Regions from separate parts of the Homo sapiens genome. Here region 2 is linked to region 1. A link is a contact called in ENCODE Hi-C data. All regions are on one chromosome and are shown on one strand. The core of a region is the stretch at or near the end of the contact, and the rest is flanking DNA. Distances in the headings are between cores, read along the strand shown.

Region 1 (4,913 bases), core at 915-3,414:
AAAAAAAGAAAAGAAGGAATTTTGATTGGCCACTGTTACAGTAATAGTCAGATAAGGCTGGGCACAGTGGCTCACGCCTGTAATCCCAATACTTTGGGAGGCCGAGGCAGGCAGATTACCAGAGGTCAGGGGTTGGAGACCAGCCTGGCCAATATAGGGAAACCCGTCTCTACTAAAAATACAAAAATTAGCCAGGCGTGGCAAGGTGTGCCTGTAATCTCGGCTACTCTGGATGCTGAGGCATGAGAATCGCTTGAACCCAGGAGGCGGAAGTTACAGTGAACCGAGATCGAGCCACTACACTCCTGCCTGGGTGACAGAGCAAGACTCCATGTCTGTCTGTCTCTCTCCCTCTCTCTCTCTCTATATATATATAAAATAAATTAAAATTAAATTAAAATTAGCCGGGCACAGTGGCAGGCGCCTGCAATCCCAGCTACTCGGGAGGCTGAGGCAGGAGAATCGCTTGAACTGGGGTGGTGAAGGTTGCAGTGAGCCAAGATTGCGCCACTACGCTCTAGCCGGGGCAACAAGCAAGACTTCATCTCAAAAAAAAAAAAAAAAAAAAAGTCAGATAGACACTTGCTTTCTTCTTTCATTGACTTTTTTTAAAAATTCATCTTCAATATTTACAAAAAATAATCCATGCTAGAAGTTGCTATGTCACAGAAGTTTAAGAAATGCATGGTAAAAATCACTAAGTTTAAAATAATGGTTACCTCTGGGGATGAGAGAAGAGAGAGATGCAATCAGGGATGGGTACACAGAGAACTTCAACTGTCACGTTAATGTTTGATTTTTTTTTTACGTTGGGTGGTGAGAAGAGAGGTTCATTGTATTATTCCTTGTATATCTGTATATGTCTTAAGTATTTCATAATATATTTAACGTCTCCTCCAAAAGATAAAGAAGTTAATCTTGCATTCCTTCATCACCCCATCAAAAAAAAAAAAGGACTCATACTAGACTATTCTGCAACTTACTTTTCTCACATAACCATCCATCATAAGATTCTCTAGGTCAAAAGTCAAAATATTTCATAATATTTATGTACCAAAATTTACTCAAACATTCTCCTATTGATGGATACACAGGTTGTTTCCAGTTGTCACAAGAACAAAATAGTACAAAAGTATCCTTGTTCATGCGTCATTATATACTGGTACTTTTATTTCTGTAGGATAGATTCTTAAAAGTCAGACTTTTGAATTCCAGTTTTTGTTCAAGTGATATCTGTATTTTTTATTTCCCTAAATATTGCCAGATTCTTTTCTAAAAGGTTGCAGCAATTCATACTCCGCGGTAATGCATGAAATTTACTTTAATCACATAAGCATTTAACAACATATTAGATGTCACTCTTAACTGTCTTCCCCATATATATAGTAAACATGCTATGCTTAACATAAACTTAATTTCGCCAACAGATTTGAAAACAGGAAATCTAGCTCTTTTCTTAGTGAGTAATCAACCTGGCAATGTAAGTCCCCCAAAGATTACACACACACACACACACCTCTGAGATGCTTCAAGAACAAATGTTAAGTTTTTGCCCAAAACTCCACATTTGGGGTATAGTGGGCACAGAAAAAAATTGTTTAATCTAGTGCATAATGAATACGTTACAAACAAATTAATTAAAACTAATAAGTCTGGACATGAAAGGCAGAACAAAAAAAAAATAAAGTTAGGCCCAAGAGGTTAGGCTGTTCCTAGGAAAGCTCTGAGGAGATGGAATCCATTTTGGCGCGACATGGTGTCAATAAAAACCCATTTAAATAAGGAAAAAGGAAAGAACGACCCATATATCCCTCCTAGGAGCTACCTTCTGCAACTTCCAAGCTTCGTCAGTAGAAGTTAGGCGATCAGCGAGAAAGAAATTATTCTCCGATATTTTGAAGAGACTGGAGAGAGAAAAATGGAATACAGGCCGGTTACTCCCCCGACTCAGGCCACGCGATCCCAAAGTGTGTAGCCTCGCTAACGGCCACTTCTCTAGCCAACGTGAGGCTCATCACTCACCACAATACTATTAACTGGCGAGTTTCTGGACTTTTGTTAGTGGACTCATACTTCGGACGCCTTGCAACCCCCGTAAGGACGCAGTGATTGCACTCCGTGCAAACGCCGCCATCTTAAGTCTTCCACTAGCCCTAGGGCATAGGCGGATGAAAGCCGGGGGTGGGCGTCACAGCCAAACAGGCCCGGCGCCCAGCCGTCGTGCACTACCTAAATGCCTCCGCCGGCAACATGCACCAGCCGTTGCCGTGCCCCAGCCGTTGCCGTGCCGCAGCCGTTGCCGTGCCGCAGCCGTTGCCGTGGACCCTCCCCCAGTTTCCTGACCTGTTGCACTTCCTCTCACAGCCTTTATCTCTTTTGAAATTCCCTTTTCCTTTTTCTTTCTCTTCATTTCTTTTTTCCTTTCCCAACCCAAATTTCTTTTAGCTTTGCCTCGACTCCTTTCTTTCTTCCCTATTTCCAGATCTCTCACTCTCATTAACTTTACCTCACAAGTATGATAGACAAAGCTGCCATTCACTTCTGTTATCTCACTAAGTCATTGCAACATCAGGTAAGCTGAGGACTGATTTTTTCCTGTTTTATAGATGACGAAATTAAGGCCCAAAGAGGTGACCCAATTTTCCAAAAGTGCTAGAATGAGCTAGAACCTACTTCTTTTCACTTTACTAAGCCCCGTGTTCCGATAGATGAGGGTGTATGTACTTCAACCAACTAATGGGAAAACAGAAACCAGAGGGTTTTGGCCTAGTCATACAGTGAGTCCGTCAATGGCAAAACTGGATTCAGAACAAGGTGCTTCCTTTAATTCTGTAAACAAAAGAGTCTTCATAAAAGAGTTGGTAGCCAGGTGTGGTGGCGCTTGCCTGTAATCTCAGTGTAATCCCAGCTACTTGGGAGGCTGAGGTGGGAGAATCGCTTGAACCCGGGAGGCGGAGGTTGCAGTGAGCTGAGATCGTGCTGCTGCATTCCAGCCTGGGCGACCGTGCCAGACTCCGTCTCAAAAAAAAAAAAAAAAAAAAAGAGTTGAGATGCTGCTCTTGAGCCTAAAAGTCCTTCCATCTTCCCTCTTCTTTTATTTATTTTTGTTTTATTTTTTTGAGACGGAGTCTTGCTCTGTCGCCCAGGCTGGAGTGCAGTGGCGCGATCTTGGCTCGGTGCTACCTCCGCCTCCTGGGTTCAAGCGATTCTCCAGCCTCAGCCTCCTAAGTAGCTGGGATTACAGGCATCTGCCACCATGTCCAGCTAATTTTTACTAGAGACGGGGGTCTCACCATCATGGCCAGGCTGGTCTTGCACTCCTGACCTCAAGTGATCCACCCGCCTCAGCCTCCCAAAGTGCTGGTATTATAGGCGTGAGCCACCGCACCCAGCCTCCCTCTTCTTTTAGATTCAGCTCTTTTAGATTCAGTCCTGACACTTCTAAGAGGCCTCTATATTTATCAAAACCTTTATCTCTGTTGTTCCCGCTCCATGAGGGAAAATACACTAGCTGGATACCAGCCCCAAAAGTATGAAAAAACCGAGGCCAAAACTTGTTTGTGAAGCATTATGTGTGAGTGGTGCAGGTTTCTGGGGGAAGGCTTGTGCTTCACCGGTAAGGAAAAGACACTTTAGAGGTCCTAATCCCTTTCCAAAGCTATAGTTTCTCTCTATGCACTAATGTTGTCTCTGGTTTTCTACGAGACCCCCACATAGAACACCTCTTATTCTATTCATTTGCATCATTACTTTTCTGTCTTTATTTTGATATCGTCACCCTCAAAAGGAAGGTAATGATACACAGTTGTATAAAACATCTGGGCATTGACATATGGACATTTTGGAGTAAAACACCAAAAACACCACATAAAACCAGTTACGTGTTCAAAGGTCAGTAATAGAGGTGGAGAGGTCTCTAAGCTTAAACTGTTTCATCTCCTAGGGTTTAGGCATATTTGAGCACATCTTGGAAATTTGTAGGACAGGCACCAAAAACCAATTGCAAAAGGAACTGTTGAGCTCCTAAGAAAGAACTAGTACTAAAAGAGTAGGGAATCAGATAGACAATGTAGGGTAAAAGAAGGATCAAGTCTGAATGTTGCAGAGGAGGCAAATATGACTGTAAATTCTGTCATATTTTCTTTTGGCAGTAGCACACCATGCATTTATTTTGGGGCAGGTACAAAACATCCCTCTGTAGTAATTTAATGGTAAGTAGAAAGGGGGATAAAAATGAGTGAAACCTGCCGGGCACGGTGGCTCATGCCTGTAATCCCAGCACTTTGGGAGGCCGAGGTGGGCGGATCACCTGAGATCAGGAGTTTGAGACCAGACTGGCCAACAATTACAGCAATACAAAAATTAGCTGGATGTGGCGGTGGGCACCTGCAATCCCAGCTACTCGAGAGGCTGAGGCGAGATAATCACTTGAATCCAGGAGGCGGAGGTTGCAGTGAGCCGAGATAGCGCCACTGCACTCCAGCCTGGGCGACAGAGCAAGACTCCGTCTCAAAAAAAAAAAAAATGAAATCTATTGCAGTTTTGTTCTGATGACTCTTGGGACTTTGTCTGTTTGGGAGGAAAATGACTTTTTATTTATTTATTTTTTTTATTTTTTTGAGACAGAGTCTCACTCTGTCACCCAGGCTGGAGTGCAGTGGCGCAAACTCGGCTCACTGCAACCTCTGCCTCTCCTCTCTCGGGTTCAAGCGATTCTCCTGTCTCAGCCTCCCATGTAGCTGGGACTACAGGCGCAGGCCCCCACACCTGGCTAATTTTTGTATTTTTAGTAGAGACGAGGTTTCACCGTATTGGTCAGGTTGGTCTCGAACTCCTGACCTCAGGTGATCCACCCGCCTTGGCCTCCCAAAGTGCTGGGATTACAGGCATGAGCCACCGTGCCTGGCTGAATT
Region 2 (4,913 bases), core at 1,415-3,914, 2.5 Mb before region 1:
ACAGAGTATAGGAGTGATTCCTGGGATCAAGTACCACTAGTTCTGTCCCATAGACATGGTTCAGGGTGCGGGCAGCACGATTCAGGAGGTCAGGGAACACTTTGCTGCACTCTCGGCCAATGTAGTACAGAATTCCTTTCTTTGGTATAGGCAGCTTAGTTGAATCCATAAGCAGAAATAACTGCACCAGCTTCCTTGCCTTGCTCTCCAATCTTGACTCAGGCCATGAATGTGGGGCATATTTTGAGGAATAGCTGGAAACCTCTGAATCAGGGGATGGTACCTCTGCAGCAGCTTCCTCAAAAAAGGGCCTCCTAAAGTGAGGGAGAGCCTGCCAACCCTCAGCAAAGGCTCTGGCAGCATCTTCTTCCAGAGCTTCGTTGTATTTCTCTGGCCAATCCATAGGATCTTTGTTATATATTTTCGCCATGAACTTCAGAATTTTCATCTTGGTGGTTTCTAGGTGGGATCTTGGGCCCCAGAAAAACTCATACTCCACTGGTTTACAGTCAGTTACTGGCCTGTAGTCTAAGTAACGCTGCCATACAAACTCCACAGACAGAAGTCTCTTTGGGTTCCCAAAAATGGAAAGCCTCCTTTCCCGCTGCACCCCCATCCTCCAGAGCATTTCCCAAATCTCAGCCTCCTTGGCTTGGTTGCCATTCAGGAATATTTGGCCTAGAATCATCATCAGGAGGCCCATCTTTGGCCCATTTGGGCTCTCTTCTAACCCTTCAAAGGGCACAGGTCCCAGTTTGTTTAACAGAATGTAGGTGTGTGCCTCAGGGTCAAGTTCTCTCAATTCAAACCTAAAAATGCACTCCAGGTGGGCTGCTGCTCGCCTGAGTATCTCAGGAAACTGGTTGCGATATTCTTTAACAATATATTCCCGCATTTCAGACTCCCGGATAGGGTACTTGCTCTGATCCTTCACCAGCAGGAACTGCAACAGCTCAGCTACGTTCTGTTCCATAGGGTCTTGGGGCTTCAGGGTAATTGCAACCCGGGAAGTATTGAGGCCCATAATACTAATGGAGTTGGGGCTCTCACAGTCTCTCAGGACCTCGAATTCTATAGGGCCTTCTGCACCCTTAGGACCCTCAGAATCTGAGTCCACGGAGGCCTTGGTTACCCTAGGGCTTGGCAAAACAAGGGAACACTTGGAGGGGTTCCGGTCCACAGAAGCACTAGAGCTAAACAATGTGCTCGGGCCCTCACCAGGGTTAGGCAGCACGGAGCTTCCCGGTCCGTCAGGGGCGGTGGGCTGCACTAAGGTGCTTGCGCCCTCACCAGGAGTGGGCGGCACGGAGGTGTCCGATCCATCAGAGGCGGTGGGCGGCACAGAGGTGCTCAGTCCCTCACCGGGGATTGGCAGTACGGAAGTGCTTGGTCCCTCACCGGGAGTGGGCGGCACGGAGGTGCTCAACTCCTCAGTGGCGGTGGGCGGCACGGAGGTGCTCAGTCCCCCACCAGGGGTGGGCGGCACGGAGGTGCTCGATCCCTCACCAGCAGTGGGCTGCACGGAGGTGCTCAGGCCCTCGGTGGCGGTGGGGGGCACGGAGGTGCTTGATCCCTTACCGCGGGTGGGCACCAAGGAGATGCTTTGTCCGTCAGAGGCGGCGGGCAGCACGGAGGTGCTCGGTCCCTCACCAGGAGTGGCCGGCACGGAGGTGCTCGGTCCCTCATCACGGGTGGGTGGCACGGGGGTGCTTAGGCCCTCAGTGGCGGTGGGCGGCACGGAGGTGCTCGGTCCCTCATCAGGAGTGGCCTGCACGGAGGTGCTCAGGCCCTCAGTGGCGGCGAGCGGCACGGAGGTGCCTGGTCCCTCACCAGGTGTAGGCAGCACGGAGGTGCTTGGTCCCTCATCAGGGGTGGGCACCACGGAGGTGCTTGGTCCCTCATAGGCTGTGGGCGGCACGGAGGTGCTCGTTCCCTCACCAGGGGTGGGCGGCAGGGAGGTGCTCGGTACCTCAGAGGCGGTGGGCGGCACGGAGGTGCTAGGTTCCTCAGAGGAAGTGGGCGGCCTGGAGGTGTTCCGGCCCTCAGAGGCGGCAAGCGTCACAGAGGTGCACAGCCCCTTAGAGATGGTGGGAGGCCCGGAGGTGCTTAGGCCCTCACTGGGGGTGGGCAGCACGGAGGTGCCAGGTCCCTCAGAGATGGTGGGCTGCCCGGAGGCGCTTGAGGCCTCAGAGATGGTGGGCGGCACAAAGGTGCTTGGGCCCTCAGCGGAGGTGGGCAGAACGGAGGTGCTTGGGCCCTCAGAGGCGCAGAGGCCCTGGAGGATCTGGGAATCGCTGGGACCCTGGGGGACGTCTGAGCCTGGCACATCAGCGGGGAGACCGGGGGCATTAGGGGCCTGCATTTCGCCCCAGCTGCTGTTGTGCGCAGTAGCCTTTGCAACGCGGCGGCGGCGGCGGCGCGAATTCTGGCTTACCAGAGACATGGTCCTGCCCACCGGCGTTGGCGTGTAGGAGCAGACACCGACAGGCCCGCGATCTGGCAGAGAGGACGGGAGGTGTGTAGGTGCCTCGGCACAAAACTGCCGCTAGCGGTAATGATGTTGCTGCTGCTGCCAGAACCAAAGTTCCAAGCAACTGCTGAAGCTGAAATTAGAGGTGGTGAAAAAGGCAGGCACTGGCCAGCAGTGAATGCTAGTCTCACTGTACTCTGCTTCTCACACCCCGCCCTCTGCCGCAGTCCGCGCAGGCGCAGACTGGCTCTGCGGCAAGGCGAAATCGCCCCGCCCCGCCCCTCCCCTGGGCCTGAGAAAGTGGATGCGGTGGTTCTGCACCAAAGGAGAGCACTAGCAGAAGGGAAACTTTGGTAGGGTGAAGCAAGGAGCTTAGAGTAGATGCATTAGGGAGTAAAAATGGAAATAATAATAAATACTTCTCAGATTTAGGGTACGATTGGAGGGCTTCTACACAGAGTGCCAGGCACTTAATAGATTCTCAAAATTGGTAAATATCATTGAGATTTGCAGTTTTCCCGAAGCTGTTTCAAAGAAAATGTGCATTGTCTCTGGAAGGGTAGAACCCCCATCCCTGACCATGTCTCTTCTATCACTTTCTCCATTTATGTGTCTAACTCCTCCCCTAATGTTGTGAGCTAGAAAGAACTCTTTCCTAGAGGGTCTGAATGCCTGAAATTTAGTACCAATTAGGGAGCTTCGAACACGCTTGAAAAGCCCAACATTCCCAGCCCAAACTTTCCCAGTCACCCAGGCTTTAGTGGGAAAGCCACTAAAACTCTTGAAAATTTGTTTAATTCTTTCACTCCACAATCACCTGCTCATTTAATAGAGCTTTTGTGAAAGTCAGTTGAGATACCGAGTGTTAAGGGATGTGTTACCTGCTCTGTTTTGCTCTATTACTCTAGCACTTTTGAGCAGATCCAACCCTGATCCCTTTATTCATTCACTCAACAAACACTGGTCATCTATCCCGAAGTTACAGTTAATCTCTTTGTCATCAAGGAGCACCCGATGTAAAAATGGGAGTCAGAGAAAAAGTAAAGCTAAATTTTCTAGAAGTTTGTAAAGAATGCAGGGGATGGCAGGGTCAGTTCTACCTGTAGATGCAGAAAAGGCTTCATAAAAGAGGAGATGTTTAAAAAGATGAGTGGGTAGATATTTACCAAAAGGACAAGGATGAGAAAATCATTCCAACTGAGAGTAGCACGGCAGCAGTGAGTAAGAAAGAAAACACTGAAGAGGACGGGCAGGCTGTTTTTAGAAGTAGGGGAGAGAGAGAGAGGAAGAGAGATAGAGGGAAAACACTAACTTTCTGACACTCACACAACCACTACAATTCAGCTTACCACTATTGACCCTTTATTGATATGTTTATATCTTGCTGCAAACATTTATTATATGTTGTCTTTCTTTATATCTTCTCAAAAATCTGGGAGTATACTTTTGTCTTTTTTTCTTTTTTTTTATACTTTAAGTTTTGGGGTACATGTGCAGAATGTGCAGATTTGTTACCTAGGTATACACGTGCCATGGTGGTTTGCTGCACCCATCAACCCATCATCTACATTAGGTATTTCTCCTAATGCTATCCCTCCCCTATCTCCCCACCTCTTGACAGGCCCTGGTGTGTGATGTTCCCCTCCCTGTGTCCATGTGTTGTAATTGTTCAATTCCCACTTATGAGTGAGAACGTGTGGTGTTTGGTTTCCTGTTCTTGTGTTAATTTTCTGAGAATGATGGTTTCCAGCTTCATCCATGCCCCTGCAAAGGACATGAACTCATCCTTTTTTATTGCATAGTATTCCATGGTGTATATGTGCCATGTTTTCTTTATCCAGTCTGTCATTGATGGGCATTTGGGTTGGTTCCAATACTTTTTTTTAATACGTCTTTAGGAAAGGGAAAATAACTGGCTACAGTCACAATGTGTCACCATCTCTGTCTCCAATTGGAGAAGCAATCCCTTATATGAATAACCAGTTTCGGTTCTGTGAAGTCCAATGCAGTTTTTATGCCTGGGGCCTATTCAGAATGGGAGGCACAAAAAAACCTAAGATATTTCTAAGCTTTAGCAACAGATATTCCTAACCTAGGGTACAGTGATTTTTAAAGACCCTGAAGTTGTTCAAACCTATAAACTAAAAATTTTTACCTCTAGAAATATATTCTAAAGAAATAATAAGATATATGTGCAAATATTTAGCTAAAATAACTTTTATTATATAATTTGTTCTAGTATAACAGAGCTGAAAACTAAATGAATGTTAAATAACTAAAGAGTATTTGAAGAAATTATGGTACTAAAAATGGAATACCAGTAAGTCATTATAATGATATCAAAGAATTCCATTTCTAATAATGTATAGTTGATTGCAGCAGCCCTGCGGAAAAAAAACCCCAGAAATTTAGGTAAAGAAACCCTTTTATGGCAACAAAGGCT

The links. A loop is a pair of places that touch in the nucleus more often than their neighbours do. Pooled maps may share reads with other maps.
Region 2: a loop to region 1 is called in a map of CD4-positive, alpha-beta T cell, with 7 times the contacts of the local background. The contact joins the promoter of MAGEE1 here to the promoter of JPX in region 1. A Hi-C loop is called at or near these places in 2 of 168 maps with a recorded cell type or tissue (CD4-positive, alpha-beta T cell and naive thymus-derived CD4-positive, alpha-beta T cell) and 6 of 50 pooled maps.

The regions. Positions count from the first base shown.
Region 1 is chrX:73,941,575-73,946,487 of GRCh38, reverse strand. JPX (JPX transcript, XIST activator) reads right to left here and starts at 2,164. Exons shown (of 5, transcript NR_024582.1): 1 at 2,023-2,164; 2 at 1,826-1,904. RefSeq lists an enhancer at 2,040-2,139.
Region 2 is chrX:76,425,461-76,430,373 of GRCh38, reverse strand. MAGEE1 (MAGE family member E1) reads right to left here and starts at 2,664. Exons shown (of 1, transcript NM_020932.3): 1 at 1-2,664. The coding sequence starts at 2,443. RefSeq lists enhancers at 1,807-1,936, 2,407-2,616.